2 separate regions of the Homo sapiens genome follow, and region 1 is linked to region 2. The links are chromatin contacts, found by Hi-C or POLR2A ChIA-PET in ENCODE. All regions are on one chromosome and are shown on one strand. Each heading gives the region's core, a stretch centred on a gene start or an enhancer-like site at or near the end of the contact. The rest is flanking DNA. Distances are from core to core; before and after follow the strand shown. Region 1 has its middle 57 kb from the start of ALDH7A1. Region 2 overlaps GRAMD2B (GRAM domain containing 2B).

What was found. A loop is a pair of places that touch in the nucleus more often than their neighbours do. ChIA-PET counts read pairs that join two places held with the same protein, here RNA polymerase II (POLR2A). Pooled maps may share reads with other maps.
Region 1: a loop to region 2 is called in a map of MCF 10A, with 8 times the contacts of the local background. The contact joins two enhancer-like sites. A Hi-C loop is called at or near these places in 43 of 168 maps with a recorded cell type or tissue (CD4-positive, alpha-beta T cell, CD4-positive, alpha-beta memory T cell, CD8-positive, alpha-beta T cell and 26 more), 23 of 37 single-sample maps with no recorded cell type and 42 of 50 pooled maps. POLR2A ChIA-PET finds 5 or more read pairs at or near these places in 8 of 52 experiments (CD4-positive, alpha-beta T cell, HEK293T, MCF 10A and 5 more).

What each region holds. Positions count from the first base shown.
Region 1 is chr5:126,535,724-126,540,912 of GRCh38, reverse strand. No RefSeq gene overlaps it. Among named protein-coding and RNA genes, the nearest start is that of ALDH7A1, 57 kb to the left of the region's middle. Within about 2 kb of position 1,637, at least 6 of the 41 ENCODE cell types and tissues checked have a DNase peak (open chromatin) inside an H3K27ac peak, as active enhancers do.
Region 2 is chr5:126,488,992-126,494,592 of GRCh38, reverse strand. GRAMD2B (GRAM domain containing 2B) reads right to left here. Exons shown (of 14, transcript NM_023927.4): 14 at 229-1,678. The coding sequence ends at 1,637. Among named protein-coding and RNA genes, the nearest start is that of GRAMD2B, 68 kb to the right of the region's middle. RefSeq lists an enhancer at 1,296-1,851. Within about 2 kb of position 1,357, at least 3 of the 41 ENCODE cell types and tissues checked have a DNase peak (open chromatin) inside an H3K27ac peak, as active enhancers do.

The DNA.
Region 1 (5,189 bases), core at 388-2,887, 46 kb before region 2:
ACATTCTTCTGTAAGCTTTGCTTGTCCTTCTGTAGGCTGATAGGACAGTGGAACAGCCAACACACACAACTTTGGGCATGACGAAAGAGCATGGTGACTTGATAGCATCCTGGTCATTTCACATCCATGAAGAAGGAATTGGTTCGTCACCAGGAGCTTCTCATGTTTTCTGGAGAGGCATGAAGGAGATCCTTCTCTAGAGACATCTCGCTGGAAAGCTTATTCCTTTTTCTGTGTCTACATCTCCTGTTAGATGGCCCCTCTGCTGTGGCTCTGTAGATTCTACTAACATGACTCCTTTTTTTTATTCTTTAGTCTGCAAGTGGAGATGGAATTCTGTTGCTATTTTCTGAGTTTGTCTCCTTACCTCTAGGGACCTAGCTAGGTAACAGGTAAAAATCAACTGTCTTGTGGAAACGCCACTGCTAGAATGAGTGAACTTCAACTGTTTTTAGGCTTTTTGTTTCTCAAAATTAAAACTGCAGGAAAGGACCAAGCAATTTGCCTAGCATGGATCATTTACCTTTAAGGTAATTTACCTGCCCCTTGGCAAGGGGAGAGCAAAGCACCTGGATTAATAGTCCTAATGCTGAAATCAAGGACAGATAATTCCCCTAAAAGAAATGAGAGTTGTTATCCTAGGTAAGAAACACAGATGCTGCTAAGCTTAAATAATCTATTTCCACTGTATGAGGATGCTGATAATATCTGTCCCATACAATTGTTAGGATTAAAGCGTAAAATTATAAAAGTTAACAGTGCCTGGTAAGTTCATGATAAGGGCTCAATAAATGTTGGGTACTGTTATTAAGATGTTTTCCACATTCGTTTTCAGCTTTTAATATTTTAATTATTTTCCTAAATAAAATTTAGAAACATTTTCCAGGTTTTTAAAAAATTTCTTTGGGATTTTTATTGGACTCAAATTTATAAGTTAGGAAGAACTAATATATAATACTTAGATCTTAAAAACATCAATGATACGTATTTTGATCAAATTTTTATGGTTCCTAGCAAAATTCTGCAGTTTATTTCATGCAACGTCTTAACAACTTTTGTGTTTATTCCTATATATTTTATGATTTCGGATTTTTTTTTTTAAGTCTCTGTTGCCCAGTCTGGAGTGCAGTGGTGCTATCTCAGCTGACTGCAACCTCTGCCTCCCGGGTTCAAGTGATTCTCATACCTCAGCTTCTGGAGTAGCTGGGATTACAGGTGCGCACCACCATGCCTGGCTAATTTTTGTATTTTTAGTAGAGACAGTGTTTTGCCATGTTGGCCAGGCTGCCTTGGCCTCCCAAAGTGCTGGGATTACAGGTGTGAGCCACCGTGCCCGGCTCAGTTGTTACGGTGAATGGGATTCCCCATCTTATGCATAAATTACTGCAGAGACCAGTTACTTCCTAAGGTAGATTAGGTTTGAAAATAGAAATATAGATCCAACAACTACTCAATGTTTGCTATTTGCTTGTTGAGAATCCTTACAGCCTGGCAATTCCAGGGTTATAGAAATCTGGCCCACATTCAGATATAATTGAATTGTCTTTACAGTGTTGACCTGTAGGTGTCACTGTTGGTCAAAGCAATCATCTGTTTAGCAGGGAAGTGAGTTGTGTTGACTTTGTATCCAGGAGGTCACCATGGAAAAGTTTTTGCAGTCAACAGACAATGCCCCACATTTATGAGCTGCTTTACTTTCCAGCACCATTGGTAACTTGCCTTTCCTACTGCCTATAATTGCAGGTTTGTATCTTTTAAGTTAAAAATGTGGCTGGACGTAATGGCTTATCCCTGTAATCCCAACATTTGGGGAGGCTGAGGAGGGAGGGTTGCTTGAGCCCAGAAATTTGAGACAAGCCTAGGCAACATAGTGAGACCCTGTCCTAACAAAACAAAACTTTTTTTAAAAAAATTTTCCATCCATTCTTCTTTCCCTGCAGTGAGCATATGTGTGAGGTTATTCCATTTTGAATAACTCCATGGGTCATTCGTTTTATTTACACTTAAATGATGCTTACTGTGTTCCAGGCACTTTTAAAAGCACTTGGCAAATATAAACCCATGGAATTCTCATAACCCTAGGAAATAGATACTATTATGATCTTCACTTTATTGATTTGGAAACTGAGGCACAGAGAGGTTGAGTAACTTTCCCCAAGTCACACAGCTGATAAATGATGGGGCTGAGATTTGAATCCAAGTAGCCTGGCCTCATAGTATTCTTGTGAATGTGAATAGTGTCCCTGAAATAGCAGAGTTCTTATTTGCTCACCTTCCCTGTCTGACTCTTAATTGTTGACTTTTCCTTTTTTTTGCAGTGTCTTTTATTGTGACATAATCGTAACTTAAAGAAAAGTTGCAAGTACATAGAACTTTTCCCCCTAAATTATTTGAGAATGTTGTTGATCTGATGCCCTGTTACTCCCAAATGCTTTAGTGTATATTTCCCACAGACAAGGACATTTTCCTGCATAACTACATTACAACCATCAAAATCAGAAAATTAGGATTGATGTGTGTATTAGTCTGTTCTCACAGTGCTATAAAGAACTACCTGAGACTGAGTAATTTATGAGAAAAGAGGTTTAATTGACTCACAGTTCCACAGGCTGTACGGGAGGTGTGGCTGGGGAGGCCTCACGAAACTTATCATGGCGGAAGGCGAAGGGAAGCAGGCATGGTCTTCACGTGGTCGGAGCCGGAGGAAGAAAGTGAGGGGGGAAGAGCTACACACTTTTTTTTTTTTTTTTTTTTTTTGAGACGGAGTCTCGCTCTGTCCTCCAGGATGGAGTCCAGTGGCGTGATCTCCGCTCAGTGGTGCGATCTCTGCTCACTGCAAGCTCCGCCTCCCCTCCCGGGTTCACGCCATTGTCCTGCCTCAGCTTCCCAAGTAGCTGGGACTACAGACGCGTGCCACCATGCCCGGCTAATTTTTTTGTACTTTTAGTAGAGACGAGGTTTCACCGTGTTAGCCACGATGGTCTGGATCTCTGACCTCGTGATCCACCCACCTTGGCCTCCCAAAGTGCTGGGATTACAGGCGTGAGCCACCGCGCCCGGCCGCGCTACACACTTTTAAACCACCAGGTCTCTTGAGAACTCTATCACAAGACAGCACTATGGGGATGGCGCTAAACCATTAGAAACCACCCATATGATCCAATCAGCTTCCACCAGGCTCCACCTCCAACAATGGGGATCACAATATGTAAGATTCGGGTGGAGACACATAGCCGAATCCTATCAACGTGTTACTAATATCTAATCCTCAGATCCCGTTCAACTTTTGCCCCTTGTATGTTGTCATATCTCTTTAGTCTCTTTTAGTCTTCTCTTGACTTTCATGCTTTTGAAATTACACGCCACTTATTTCATAGATCATCCCTCGACTTGACGTTTCCTCATAATGTAATTCAGGTTGTGCATCTTAAGCCCTACACTCACAGAGAAACACCGTATTCTCACCTGCATCCTACCAGGCAGTGTGTGATGTCATTTCCGTTTGCCCATACCAATGATATTAACTTTGATTCTTGATTAAGGTGGTGTCTGCCAGCGTTCTCCCCTGTGAAACATCTCTTTTACCCTTTGTAAATTAATAGGTCTTTGTGAGGGGAGATACTTTGAAACTATGAACCTGTCCTGCTCTCCATCAAACTTTCCATTGATTCACTTATTTATATTTGTATGTACTTAAATTTTTCTATTTTATCCAATGAGTTATAATCCATTTATTACATTACTTACTTTGATGCTCGAACTAAATTTTTATATCCCTGATTTGGCCAGCAGGACTCCCTTCAAGCTGGCTTCACTGTCCTTTCAACACGTTCCTGTCCTTCTCTGAGCACTTCCTTTCTTTTTGGCACAAGATGTTCCAGGTTCAGTTTGTACTTTTCCTGCCCAAGCCCTAGAATCAGCCGTTTCTTCAAGGATCCCAGGTCTTTTTTGGTAAAGCATCATGTTTATAAGCCAGAGTCTAGTGTAGGGATGCCTGTTGATGTGGGCATGTCACTGCTCCCAGGCCCTTGCAGCTGGCAGACATTTACATCTACATTTATTTATAAATCTGTTTATATGGACAAGTGTGAGTTTACATAAAACTTCCGAATCCTATCCAACACCACAGCGTTCCTTTTTAGTTTTCCCTTTCACTATCTGCAACTCTTGTCTCTGATGAGAAACCTGCCTCACTACCCTTGATGCATTTTTTTGTAGATCACTCCTTGTGTATCACTTATCTCCCATCTCATGAGGACGCCCTCCCCACCTCTCTCCGGTTCTGATGGTGCTGGACTTGTCCTTACATGAGTGCCCTCATCACCTAGTTGAGGCTCTGACACCCATGTACAGCTCCTCTACGTGGAGGCACTCTTCTCACCCATCTAATGGCTTCAGGACTGAATTGTTTGGGAAGAGAAGAGGTAGAGAAAGAAGAACTGATCTTTCCTTAAATGCAGAATTTTGAGTCAGAATCAAAATAGTACTTGACTGCCCCATGCTTGCTCTGGGGCAGAAAGGAGAGATGCCTGGACTTAAGCTGGAAGAGTGGAATAGGAGGAGTGGGCACAGGTCCCGGAGGTAGAGCACCTGCATTCCAGGCACAGCTCTGTTTCTAAGGGGCCAAATGATCTTAGAGAAGTAATTTGATCTCTTTGTGCCCCAGCTCTTCCAATAATGAATTGGACCAAATCTAAATCAAAGACTGGTGCCCTATGGCCAAAATTGGTCTAAGTGCTTATTTTGTTTGGGAGTCAACTTCCTTTCTTTCTTTCTTTTTTTTTTTTTTTTTGAGACAGGTCTCCCACTGTTGCCCAGGCTGGAGTGCAGTGTTGTGGTCATGGCTCACTGCAGCCTTGACTGCCTGGGCTCAAGTAATCCTCCCACTTCAACCTCTCAAGTAGCTGGTACCACAGGCGCATGCCACCATGCCTGGCGAATTTTTGTATTTCTTGTAGAGATAGGGTTTTGCCATGTTTCCTAGGCTGCTCTCAAAATCCTGAGCTCAAGCAATCCACCCGCCTCAGCCTCCCAATGTGCTGGGAGTGATACAGAGAGGAGGCAGGGAGATACTGCGTAGAAGAGGGTGGTTCCCTGGCAAAGTCCCCACCCTGAAGCTTGGAAACCCACGGCCCTAAATGGGAAGAAGCATTCCTGTTTTTGTGCCCAAATGTTGCTTTTTGGCCCAC
Region 2 (5,601 bases), core at 108-2,607:
TCCTGAGCTCAAGCAGTCCTCCTGCCTTGGCCTCCGAGAATGCTGGGATTATAGGCATGAGCCACTGCACCTGGCTGACATTATCACATTTAATCCTCACACTGATACTTTTTACTGGTACTTTCAACCTCATCAATAAAATGGGGGGATATGGCCAAATATTTTGCTAAAGGTCACATAACTCATAAATGTGGACTGAGGAATGAAGCATTGTCTTTTTTTTTTTTCTTTTTTTTTTGACTTCAAAGTTCATTTTCTTTCCTTTAAACCGTTGTAACCCAAGAACTTAAATCCTTTTTTAGTTTTGAAATGATTACTTGGGAGGAAGGAAGTATAAGTGAGTTGGTAGTAGTAGATGGCAGGTGGAAAAAGAGTTAAAAAGCATAGTTAAGTCTTGGTTAAAGGAATTTACGAACTGACAAAACACAGTGTTAGCAGGGTGTTTCAACCAATGAGTATTTATTAAAAGCCAGAGGTGCACCAGGCACAGCTGTCCACTAGGCCAACAGATACAAACGATGTAACCAATTCGCTTATTAGCTTATCTGATTAAATAAAATACATTTCATAGAAATGATTATCAAATGCATTGCAGATAGAAACAGAATATCCTTTGTACTTACAGATCTTATGATACCCTAAACAATTATTAATAAAAACCAGCCAACCCATATGGTAAATAGTTAGCAAACCACCAGTTATTTTATTTTAGTCAGCAAAGGATAAAAACATACAAATTTCATGCTGAAAGGGATTTTAGCATTATTGAATGCTGAATACAGACATCCTGCTTGAAAACTACTAACATAGTCCACCTACAGTCTTAAAAATTCAGTGTTTTTCATCCTGTATTAAATCACTATTACACCTTTTGGCTTAAAAATTAGGTTTGGTTTCAAAATAAGTTTAATTTAGTACTTCAGTCACATGCCTCACAGATTCTTGACCAGGGCTGGGTAAGAATCAGTCCAATTAACTATTAGTTACAGCAACAAAACAAAACATAAACATAATGTTAAATTCACCTTGCTTGATATTCTTGCCAAAAAGGAATTGAGAAATTAAGACACACAGGTGATTTCAACCAGAACATAACAGGAGAACTGAAAAAAAAAAGACAAAATGTAGATGTTACTTGTTTGAAGCAAACCTGTCCACTTAGAGCCATTTATTGCCTTTTTGAGACTCATGGCTAATTCTTGAAAGGACCACATTGAGTTTGTCAGTATATGATGTATCCTTTAGTTTGAAAGTCGTTAAGAGGGGTGTAAGGGAGAGGCAGGAGGGCGGGAAGGACTAAAAAGGCACAGGGTGGAGTGTTTGCTGACGCCATCGTGGTAATTATCCAAGAGAGTGTGTTCGCTGGGCCCTTCCTGAGACCTCCAGAGATGGGTCTGTTTTCTTCAGGCAAAAGCAGCAAAATCTTCCTCAGAGAGTCAAGGTCAACTTTTATTGCACAAGAACCAAAATTATTTCCCTCCTCACTTTCCTGAGCTGGAGACCTCCACATGCAATGTCTGGATTCTCATCTGCTTGCACCTCTGACCAGCAGGGTGCACTCAAACAAAACGCCTCAGGAAGCACCTTCTTCAAAGGGAAACATGAGGTATTCCGATGGCCCAAGCAATCTGGTCGATCAGTCACCATTCTCAAGCAACTTCTGTAAGTTATTTTGTATCTTGAAATAAAAGAAAAGAAGTTCCTATTATTAAATAGAATGGAGTATATTAAGGGCATATTTGTTATAGTCTATATAGCATTCTATATTATTCCACTTTGAATAAAAAGCTACAAAAGGGTTAAATTTAGGTGAGGCAAATAGATGCTTTTTCATAGACTAGAACTCTGACAATCCACTTTTTCTTTGGGAAAAAGAAAGGGTCTCGCTCTGTCACCCAGGCTGGAATGCAGTGACGTGATCATGGTTCACTGCAGCCCTGACTTCCTGGGCTCAAGTGATCCTCCCACCTCAGCCTCCCAAGTAGCTGGGACTTCAGGCGTGCACCATCATGCCTGGCTAATTTTTGCACTTTTTGTATACATGGAGTTTCATCATGTTTCTCAGGCTGATCTAGAACTCCTGGGCTCAAGTGATCCTCCTGTCTCAGCCTCCCAAAGTGTTGAGATTACAGGTGTGAGCCACCATGTCCAGCTGACAATCCACTTTAAAATGAGGAAATACAGGGCTTAAAAAAAAAAAAAGAGAGAATGGCAGAAAGATGAAAATGTCAGTAGAGACTGAGATAAATGAGATGGAAGAAAAAGAACAAGGAACTGGCAACACCAGTGTGACCCAAATGCATTAGAAGACAATGGGAAATTGGTCTTTACACAACCCATTTGATGGTTTTAATCAGAAAAATCCCACATAATAATGTTTAACACTCCTGTTACTCCAATTAGATATTATTATTTAACATTTCCAAGAAGGTTGTGGATTTCACAGGGACAGAGACCAACCACGTCAGATGTTTGGATCTTAAGACGGGTCCGATGTTGGACATCAAAAATGTTCTCAGTAAATGACCGTTGAATAAAGGAACTTGTAAGAATTCATAGAAGCCGGGTGCTGTGGCTTGTGCCTGTAATCCCAGCACTTTGGGAGGATGAAGTGGGCAGATCACGAGGTCAGGAGTTCCAGACCAGCCTGGCCAACATGGTGAAACTCTGTCTCTACTAAAAAATATACAAATTAGCTGGGTGTGGTGGCAGATGCCTGTAATCCCAGCTACTTGGGAGGCTGAGGCAGGAGAATTGCTTGAACCTGGAAGGTGGGGGTTGCAGTGAGCCAAGATTGCGGCACTGCACTCCAGCCTGGGTGACAGAGCAAGACTCTGTCTTGGGAAAAAAAACAAAGAAGGAAAAAAAAAAGAATTCAGAGCAAGGAATTCTCAACAACCAGCCCTGTGATGGGAGTAGAAACCTTGCAGACGAAAAGAAAGAACATATTGTTTTTTAGAGGAACAGTCTGTGATGTCCTATGGGTGTTCTCAGGTGAGTGAGGAGGAAGGGGATCTGATATGTAAGTGCCAGCAAAGGCATGCCTGCTCCTGAGCCATACAACACCACACAAAGACAGGCTTTACACATGAAACCAAGGGCCAGGGAGCTGAAGTAGCAGGATGAGTTATGTGGGTAGTAAGCAGTGGAGCAGGGATAAGAACAAAGGCCTGACTCCAACATTTATGCTCTTTCTACTATACTGTTCCACCATTAATTCCACTTCCAGAACTAAGAAAATAAGTGTTTACTTCAGTTCCCGTAAGAGACATTGCTTTCTTCCCCAACTTTCTTGCTTTGTTTCTTCCTCATGTATCCCTCAGGACCAAAGATAAATGGAAAAACAGGAGTGGGAGGTAGAAAAAGGAATAAAACAAAGAACTGACATCCCAAATCCACAAAACACACCTACGATGACACACACACAAAACCCAAAATTAAAACAAAGGAGAGAATTAAGCAATTTACAGAGGAAAACCCAAATGGCCAGTAAATATATGAGATGTTCAGCCTCAGTAATAATTAGGAAAATACAAGCAAAAACCACAATGAGATCCAGCTTCACACTATCTGACTGGTAGTGGGAAGGCTGAATGGACTAGGATGGTACCTGTGGGAAGAAACTTTGAGGAGACATTTGAAGACAGACTTCACTGGATTTGCCAACTAGTCAACCAGTGGCAGGTGGAAAGAGGGAGTTAAAAATTATTCTTAGATTTCCAATGAGGATGACTGAAAGAGCAGTGATGCCATGAACAGAAATAGGGAAGTTATAAGCAGAGAAAGATCATGAGGCTTAGACATCACCGGCCCCCGAAGGTGAGAAGAAGGAATTGCTGGTATGGAGTATAAGACCTTCAACAGCATGGAGCTGCTATTTCACCGGCAGGCTGTGCTGCGCTAGTGCCCAGCTGCCTCTGAGGAAAGGTGCAGATGAATCAAAAAGAGCACGGGTGTGGCCTGGTACCTCTTTTTTAATACTTAGATTCTTTTGAGCAATGTGTGCAACTTCTAACTTTTTAGAACATCAACACGCGCATTTTGACCCCAAATCCACTTTTTACTGAATCAGTTTCTGCTTTGAGACAAAGGTAGTCTCCACTGGTGCTCCTGTAAACCTCCCCGGCCTCCCTGCTAAGCTGTCTGAACCCTGCACAAGACCTGAGGCTGTTTGCCTGCTGTGAACAAGCTCTTCTGTTTTCAGTTCCCTGGTTACAGAATGTGGTGTCCCGGCCAGGCCCAGCGGGAGAGTGGGAAGAAACACAAAAGAAGGCGGCAGGATCCCATGTGTTTCTAATCCAAAGAATATCACTGGTATGTAAGAGTGAACAAAATTGAAAATTAATACCACTTCATTCTCTGGGTTGCATGAAAGCCAAACATTTGTAAGCATTTCATTAAAAAAAATCGTTTATCTTCAATTCTCAGAAACTAATGTTTTAGAAAGGAAGAAAGCTAACTCATACCTTCTCTAGGTTGATTCTCGATGTAAAGAACTTTCTACATTTGCCCATAAATAGAATGATTTAATATGAATTCTCTGACCTGACTTGGTTTAGAACATAAGTTTGGAAACTCCTTTGCTCTTAATACTTTAGCTGTTAAATACTAACTAACACTGAGTGTAGGAAAACAAAGATAATTTTATTCATTTGTATTTAATATGAAATTTTACTAATTTGTATTTAATATGAAGAAATATGTCTTCCCAAGTAAGCATAACTGTACTATGATGTAAAGCTACCAGATACTGGGCGTTTGTGACAGCAGTTGTAATTGAACACTGAATTCTCTCTAAGCCTTTCCTGAAGGATTAGGGTAAAAACAAAGTAGTTATCAGATAAAGGAGAAGAAAATAAGACATGTAAATCAGGTTTATTTCTGGGATATTTCTGGCATGCCTATCTTCTTCTCCAGCTCACCCTCCTGCTGCCTTCTAAGAATGCCACAGGCTAAGGACAGTTTTGCCCTAGCGTTGTTTGGACTGTAGATACTTTGAGGTAAAGGTACATCTGTGGCCTTATCAACAAAGCCTAAAGCTGAATTCTGAGGAACAGTAAAGCAGAGAGCTTCTAAGCACAACTTTGCAGTCAGACAGGCCTGGTTCAGGTTCCAGATCTGCTGACTTTATTTATGTATTTTTCTTCTAATGCTCTCTCAGCAGACTCACGTCTGCTGCCTTTCTAGGTGTGTCACCTTCAGCAAGCTAATTTGAAACTCTTGATTCTTCCCCTATCAGATAGGGAACAATGACGTCTATCTTCCATGGTTCTAATAGGACTTACATGCAATATTTTACCTATGGGAACAGTCAGCCTTGGTGGAGTTGGGGCTGTACTTTCTGGCCAAGCCAGTGGTTGGTCTCCAGTTCACTCCCTACTATGTCCCTACATTAAGCTCCGATGTCAGTAGTCACTTACCACTGGGCCCTGTGCTATTAAGTAATATGTCTAATCAAGGAGGAAGAACAAAAGACCTACAAGACTATGTATTTCAAGGAAAATGAGATTAAGACCTATTTCTTTGTGGAAATAAAAAATATTCTTCCACATTTACTATAAAAAGCCCCTAGCCAGGGTTGATCATGTAGGTTTATTGCGG